Linked DNA regions of Homo sapiens: region 1 is linked to region 2. A link is an interaction called in ENCODE POLR2A ChIA-PET data of the cell type or tissue named here. Cell type or tissue: HCT116. All regions are shown on one strand. Links, peaks and the distances in the headings refer to the core of each region. The heading gives the core; the rest is flanking DNA.

Region 1 (3,125 bases), core at 626-3,125, 160 kb before region 2:
TACCCCCAACCCTGTGCTCTCTGAAACATGTGCTGTGTCCACTCAGGGTTAAATGGATTAAGGGCGGTGCAAGATGTGCTTTGTTAAACAGATGCTTGAAGGCAGCATGCTCATTAAGAGTCATCACCACTCCCTAATCTCAAGTACCCAGGGACACAAACACTGCAGAGGGCCGCAGGGTCCTCTGCCTAGGAAAACCAGAGACCTTTGTTCACTTGTTAATCTGCTGACCTTCCCTCCACTATTGTCATATGACCCTGCCAAATCCCCCTCTGCGAGAAACACCCAAGAATGATCAATAAAAAAAAAAATAAATAAATAAAAATTAATTAATTAATAAAAATAACTACAGGTGGCAATTAGAGTTACAGAGGATATAATTGTTAAAACAAGCATAACGTCTGTCTACTTTAGACAGGATGGTCAGAGAAGGTGCTTCTGAAGAGGTAACTGAAGCTGATCTCCTTAGGATAAGAAAGAGTCCGACATGGGAAGAGCTGGGGACAGAGAATCTCAAGTAGAGGAAAGAGTAACGTGAATGCCCAGAGGCAGTAGAGACCCTGGACACCTGAGGTGGTGAGAAAAAGCTTGTGGGCCTAGAGGTAGTACAAAGGAGGGCAAAGAGGGAGGAAGGTGAGGGCGGAGTAAGCAAATGTTCCCAGTGGAGTTTGTACACAGACAACTGCCCTGGGCAGACAAAGGAGGTTGGACCTCTGCTGGAGGGAAAGAGCTAGGTCTGTAGAAGGAAACACTATAGGATGATGGGATGGGGGAGCGACAGGCTCCACTAGATGCCCCAGACTCTTACCGGATAAGCCCATCCTCAGCAGCACTCCAGAATGTGTTGGGCCACATGGGCGCTGTGGCGATGCGCTTCACCCGGTTTGTGTGGTCTCCAAACATGTGGATGGTCTCCTTTACTGTCAGGTCGTGCACATGCACCTTAGAGTCGGCTGCCCCCGTGATCAAGATGCGGTCCCCAGCGTGAGGCAGGAACTATATAGGAGAAATGGAGGAAGGGGTGGGTGGTAAGAGTAGAAATGGCCACGGAAGGAGGCTAGCCTGGATGTCTGCACCCTTTTCTCTCTCCATGTCAGATAAGAGAATGAGCCCATGCAGGCTGGGCGCGGTGGCTCATGCCTGTAATCCCAGCTGCTCAGCAGGCTGAGGCAGGAAAATCCCTTGAACCCAGGAGGCAGAGGCTGCAGGAAGCCAGAGGCTGCAGTGAGCCGAGATTGTGCCACTGCACTCCAGCCTGGGCAACAGAGCGAGACTGTCTCAAAAACAACAACAACAACAAAAAACAAAACAAACCCTTGAGGTTCAGCAGTAATATACAGCAAGATTGTGTTCAAGCCCAAGTCTGTCTGACTCCCACATGCCCTACTTGCCTCATTATGACTACTTAGTAACCTAGAGATTAAGTAATAAATTAGTCCTGAAGTGAAAAAGACTTTGAGTGTTTAAGGGAATGGGTGTGTGTGGGTTTTTTTTGTTTTTTTTTTTTGAGACAGCGTCTCGCTCTGTCACCCAGGCTGGAGTGCAGTGGTGCAATCTCGGCTCACTGCAACTTCCACCTCCCGGGTTCAAGCGATTCTCCTGTGTCAGCCTCCTGAGTAGCTGGGATTACAGGTGTGCACCACCACGCCCAGCTAATTTTTGTATTTTTAGTAGAGACAGGGTTTCACCATGTTGGCCAGGCTGGTCTCGAACTCCTGACCTCAGGTGATCCACCTGCCTTGGCCTCCCAAAGTGCTGGGATTGTAGGCATGAGCCAGAATGCCCTGTTGGGAGTGAGTGTTTTAAATTAGTTTGACTGCTTCTGAAAAACAATCTGGTAATAGTAACAAAGATTAAAAACAATTTCTAGTTTTTGACTCAAAACTTCCACTTCCAAGAAATAATCCAGGCCAGGCGTGGTGGCTCATGCCTATAATCCCAGCACTTTGGGAGGCTGAGGCGGGCAGATCACAAGGTCAGGAGATCCAGACCATCCTGGCTAACACGGTGAAACCCCGTCTCTACTAAAAATATAAAAAAATTAGCCGGGCGTGCGCCTGTAGTCCCAGCTACTCGGGAGGCTGAGGCAGGAGGATGGTGTGAACCCAGGAGGCAGAGCTTGCAGTGAGCTGAGATCACGCCACTGCACTCCAGCCTGGGCAACAGAGCGAGACTCCATCTCAAAAAAAAAAAAAAAAAAAAGGAAATAATCCAAAAAGAAAAAAGGGACCTGGTCAGAAATGCTTGGATGCCTCTTATAATAGCAAATATTGGAAACAGCTCAAATGTTGGACAATAGGGAAGGGCTGAGCATCAAGAGGATACATCTCTATGCAGTATTTATTAAAAAAAAAAACAAAAAAAACCGGCCAGGTGCCGTGGCTCACACCTGTAATCCCAACACTTTGGGGGGCCGAGGTAGGCGGATTACCTGAGGTCAGGAGTTTGAGACCACCCTGGCCAACATGGTGAAACCCCGTCTTTACTACAAAAAAAATTAGCCGGATGTGGTGGTGTGCACCTGTAATCCCAGCTGCTCGGAAGGTTGAAGCAGGAGAATCACTTGAAGCCGGGAGGTGGAGGTTGCAGTGAGCTGAGATGGCATCACTGCACTCCAGCATGGGTGACAGAGCAAACAAGACTCCATCTCAAAAAAAAAAAAAAAAAAAAAAACCACCATCCTGATAAAGGCAAGAACAAAATACTCCAGATGACATCTGATAAGAAAAAAACAGCTGCAACCATAGCTTCAAATAATGAAAAAAGAAAGTATGCAGTTCTGGGCTGGGCGCTGTGGCTCGCACCTGTAATCCCAGCACTTTGGGAGGCGGAGGCAGGTGGATCACCTGAGGTCGGGAATTCAAGATCAGCCTTACCAACATGGAGAAACCCTGTCTCTACTAAAAATACAAAAAATTAGCCGGGTGTGGTGGTGTATGCCTGTAGTCCCAGCTACTCGGGAGGCTGAGGCAGCGGTGAGCCGAGATCTTGCCACTGTACTCCAGCCTGGGCAACAAGAGCGAGACTCTGTCTCAAAAAAAAAAAAAGAAAAGAAACAAGAAAGAAAGTATGTAGTTCTATCACATAACTTTGAGGATAAAAAATATTTGGGAGTGGTGTTGAAT
Region 2 (4,631 bases), core at 1,230-3,729:
GAGAGACTGATTGGATGCTGCTGCAGTGGTCCAGGCAAGTGATTGTGCTGGCTTGGATGGGTGTTAGCAGTGGAGGCGGTGAGAAGTGTCAGGGTCTGTTCATGTCTAGAAGGCAGAACCAGCAGGGTTTGGTGATGGATTGGATGTCAGGAGTGAGAGGAAGAAAGGAGTTAGGACAACTCCAAAATTTGGGGCCTGAGGAGCAGGTTTGGGGACGAGAAAATAAGAATTTCCTGTCAGGAGCACCCAGCTCCTGTGCATTTGCCATTCTGCAGTCCACCCCATGCACACCGTAACACACCAGCCTAAGGATGCTCATGCCCCCACCTCTGGGAAGGCCCCCCATCTTTTCTGCCCTACTCCAGGCTCTGTCCCCTGAGAGTCATTTTCTCTCACTGATCCTTTTCTGGCCCTTCTGAGAGGTCACTAAAATGTCCAAGTGGAGGATGGCTAACACCCCTTCTTCATCACTGCCCTCAGATGCTGTGAGGGCACACAATAGACCCCATAAAGCTGATAAAGCTACTAGGGATAGAAGGGGCCCCAGTTGCCTCCCAGAGGCTGCTGGTCTGTCTTCCCCACCCAGCCAGTGCCGCCTGTGTTTTGTTCTTCCTTTGCGGTCCCCCGCATTCCTTGTAGTGCTGAAAATAGGACACTGTGACTTGCTTTCTGCAGGGCAATTGTCCTGGAAATTGTAGAATTTCTTTTTGTGTTGCTTTCCTACTGGTACCTCTTTATATTCCACCTCTGTAGCCAAGTAGGATGAGATTTCAAGCAAGTTGAAGTTATATATAATGAATTTAACACATTGGTAAGCTTCTAAGCTAACTGACTTTCAACTGGAAGCAATACTAAGAACAACAGATATTTGGTATACTCAATTTTTTTTTTCTCTCAGATTTGCATTTTGCAAGCTCTACTGTACCCCCAGCAAAGAGGAAAGAAAAATCTAGCTCTCCCATGGCTCTAAAGTTTCTAGAAATGGAAGCTCTCTTACTGAGCCTCTGTTTCTTCCCCCACCTCTGCCCCACCCCAGGTGTGGGGCAAACTGGTACCTGGAGCACCTGATACCATCTGTAAGTCCTGACAGCAGTCTGGCAAGAGGCAAGGACAGGCCAGGGATAGAGATGGAGTGGGGAACGGAGCACCTGAGCTGGGGAGCCACACATCCGGGACACTGGGAAAGGAAAGGAGGGAGATGGTGGCTTGAAATACAAAATTAGCCGGGCGTGGCACACACCTGTAATCCCAGCTACTCAGGACGCTGAGGCAGGAGAATCGCTTGAACCCGGGAGGCGGAGGTTGCAGTGAGCCAAGATCGTGCCACTGCCCTCCAGCCTGGGTGACTGTGCGGGACTCCGTCTCAAAAAAAAAATTTTTTTTTAAAGCCCAATAAAAGGGCTGGGCGCGGTGGCTCACGCCTGTAATCCCAGCACTTTGGGACGCCAAGGCAGGTGGATCAGCTGAGGTCAGGAGTCCAAGACCAGCCTGGCCAGCATAGTGAAACCCCATCTCTACTAAAAACACAAAAATTAGCCAGGTGTGGTGGTGGGCACCTGTAATCCCAGCTACTCGGGAGGCTGAGGCAGGAGAATCACTTGAACCCAGGAGGCGGAGGTTGCAGTGAGCCAAGATTGTGCCATTGCACTCCAACACTCCAGCCTGGGTGACAGAGCGAGACTCTGTCTAAAAAAAAAAAAGCCCAATAAAAATAAAAAGTGGATAATAATTATACCTACTGCATTAGGGTTGTTGAGAGAATTAAATGAGATGCCTCAGTACTTAGTGCAGTCTCTGCCCCATAGAAGCAGTTGAAGCACAGCATGTGTGATTTACCATTCACACATAATTTTAAATAACCTATAGATACAGAAAAGTCTTCAAGAATATATACCAAACTTAACAGAAATTCGGTTGTGGGGGAGACTGGTATAGTTGGTAAAAGGGAAGGGGGAGAATCACTGTGAGATGATTTTCCTTATACTTAAACACTTATATGACTGTTAGAAAAAAATTTTAATGACCATAAGTTTTATTTAAAATCACCAAAGCAATATAATATATTTCCATTTTGAGAAAATCAAAAGAAACCAGTGTGTATCATATGGTCACCTACCAGACACCCAATCCAGCCATGAGAGTCTTTGGAGCTTGAGGTCCTACCCCTGCCCCAAGTAAAGCCGACCCCCTGAGCTGCCCCCCACCGCTTCCCCAGGTAACCCCCTCCCCAGGTAAGCACCCCACTGCCTGGCACCTCTCCCTTGCCAGGCACTGTTGGGCCTGTTGGAGCTCTGCCTCTTGTCAACACAACACGGGCTCTTTACTGCCGGTCCCAGTCCCTGTCCCTCCCTCTCCCCTGTGAGTCATCCTCTGCTTCACTGCATGGGGACTCTTGATCCAGTGCCTTTCCTGCAGGGGGAGGGGCAATCTGCTGGAGTGAAATTTATTCAACAAATGTTTATGCAGAGCTTGGATGATTGGGAAGGTCAGGCTGGTTACCAAGAGGTGCTGCCCCAGCTTGGAGTGGTATAGGGGTTACAGAAATGGGTCCTTGAGACCCAGGGAGAAGGCTGGTGGTGGTAGAACCAGGCTGCAGGCTAGGATGGGGCATTCAGGGCCAGGCTGAAGGTCAGGGGACCCTCTGAGGCCTGCTCTGTTGGCTCAGGCTCCTTGACTCAGTTCCTTCCTTGATCTGCCCGGGTCAGGCCTGTGTGCCAGCATCTCCTGCACTGTTCACTCTCATTTCCAGGCTGGCTGCAGGCTTCAGGATCCTCAAAAGGCTTTTGAGGTCCCCTCTCTTTTCATTTGTTCACACTCTTCCCCCTTTAGTCACCCACCTTTGAGACCAAACTCTAGTCCTACATCCTTCAGGAAGTGTTCATCATTCCCTTAACCCGTGTTTTCTGAGCATCACTTTTTGGGGGTCCAGAGCTGTGTGCTGGGATGCCAGGCTGGCTGAGGCACCGAACACAGCTCCTCAGTTTGGAGGGGCACCTGACTCAGCCTGGGGAGGGCGGGGGTGTGGCTCCAGGAAGGCTTCCCAGAGGAGGTGACACCTGCACTGGGGTTTTTTGTTTGTTCGTTTTTGTATTTTTGAGATGGAGTCTCACTCTGTCGCCCAGGCTGGAGTGCAGTGGCGCGATCTTGGCTCACTGCAACCTGCGCCTGCAGGTTCAAGCAATTCTTATGCCTCACTCTCCTGAGTAGCTAGGACTATAGGCGCACACTCAGCTAATTTTTTGTATTTTTAGTAGAGATGGATTTTCACCATGTTGGCCAGGCTAATCTCGAACTCCTGACCTCAGGTGATCCACCCACCTCGGCCTCCCAAAGTGCTGGGATTATAGGTGTGAGCCACTGCGCCCGGCCCTCCACTGAGTTTTGAAAGGTGGGTAGAAGTTCCAGGTGAGGAAGAGTTTCCTGCTGTTTGCTTAGAGGTGGGATTTGGGGACTTCTGGTCACTGGAGTCAAGGAGTTGATGTAGATGGGACAGGTGAGAGGAGAAAGGAAGGAGAGAGGGAGAGGCTATGCATTGTGAGGGATTTGTAACCCAGTGCCAGGGTTGCTGAGGCTGTGATCCTCTATCACAACATGCCTGCCTCCGGAACAGCCTCTCTTGCCAGGTCTCTAAGGCAGTTGCTGCTGGCTCAATCGCTGCTTATTACTCCAGGGGCCGCCCAGGCCCCCCAGCCTGCCTGACCTCTCTTTTCTCAGTCGTTTCAGTGCACAAGGTGCTCCTGTGTCTAGTCCCTGTTCTCACTTGTTTACAGACAAGAAAATGGAGGTTATTCCATGGTATAGTGATTTACGCAAAGCTCATGGTTACTAAAGGGCAGAGTGGGGTCTGGACCTGGGGTTTTGGCCTCCTTGCACGGTCTTCTCTTTTCCATGACTCAGATAGTCCAGTGTATGCTGCTTGTGTTTTCTGACAGCTTTTTACCTGCTTTCCCATCCAGACCTGATGTTCCCAGAGGGTGAGACCCTTTCTCTCCAACATAGTAGGACCCCCTGAAATGTGGATTGAAACAAGCAAGAAATAGAAGTGCTGTTTGGAAGAATGATGGGGAAAAACACAGAGAGAGACTGATTGCCCGGGTATGGGGAAGGATGCTTGCCCAGGTACTTGGAACAGATTTATTTATGGCTGTTTTTGTGGGGGAGGCATATTTATTGCAGACTTGAATTCTCTTCCTGGTGATCCTGACAAGCTGTTTTCTTTGAAGCAGCATGGCCCAAAGAACTAGCAGTTCAGAGAACTGGGTTCTAATAATGACCCTGCCACTTCCCAGCTAGGTAGCCTTGGACAAGTTACCTCTCTGAACCTGGATTTCTTCATCTGTCAAATTGGGGGTCAGGATGTGAGATGAAATGAGAGGGGGTGTGTATAAGCCCCCTGCACAGAGCCTTGCATCAGATTCTCCAAGTGTCCAGTGTTTGTCTCCTGGGTGCTGGAGAGTTTATCTTTTTTTTTTGAAATGGAATTTTGCTCTATTGCCCAGGCTGGAGTGCCATGGTGTGATCTCGGCTCACTGCAACCTCTGCCTAACAGGTTCAAGTGATTCTCCTGCCTCAGCCTCCTGAGTAGCTGTGATTAGAGGCGCCTGCCACCACACCTGGCTAATTTTTGTATT

Evidence for each region. ChIA-PET counts read pairs that join two places held together with the same protein. Peaks named below come from ENCODE experiments on the same cell type or tissue, not always from the same donor. Only the 100,000 strongest peaks of a DNase experiment are listed, where the experiment ranks them.
Region 1: POLR2A ChIA-PET joins it to region 2 with 7 read pairs; 10 of 35 experiments call an interaction of 5 or more read pairs at or near these places.

The regions. Positions count from the first base shown.
Region 1 is chr1:27,285,545-27,288,669 of GRCh38, reverse strand. It overlaps WDTC1 (WD and tetratricopeptide repeats 1), which reads right to left. Exons shown (of 16, transcript NM_001276252.2): 6 at 809-996. Among named protein-coding and RNA genes, the nearest start is that of TMEM222, 35 kb to the left of the region's middle. RefSeq lists an enhancer at 1,104-1,746. In HCT116, for the core only: no CTCF peak of the experiment used is centred there; no DNase peak of the experiment used is centred there.
Region 2 is chr1:27,120,579-27,125,209 of GRCh38, reverse strand. All of the region lies in intron 1 of SLC9A1 (solute carrier family 9 member A1), which reads left to right. Among named protein-coding and RNA genes, the nearest start is that of SLC9A1, 32 kb to the left of the region's middle. RefSeq lists an enhancer at 2,258-2,552. In HCT116, for the core only: no CTCF peak of the experiment used is centred there; a DNase peak (open chromatin) is centred at 2,360; H3K4me3 peaks cover 312 bases; H3K27ac peaks cover 1,044 bases.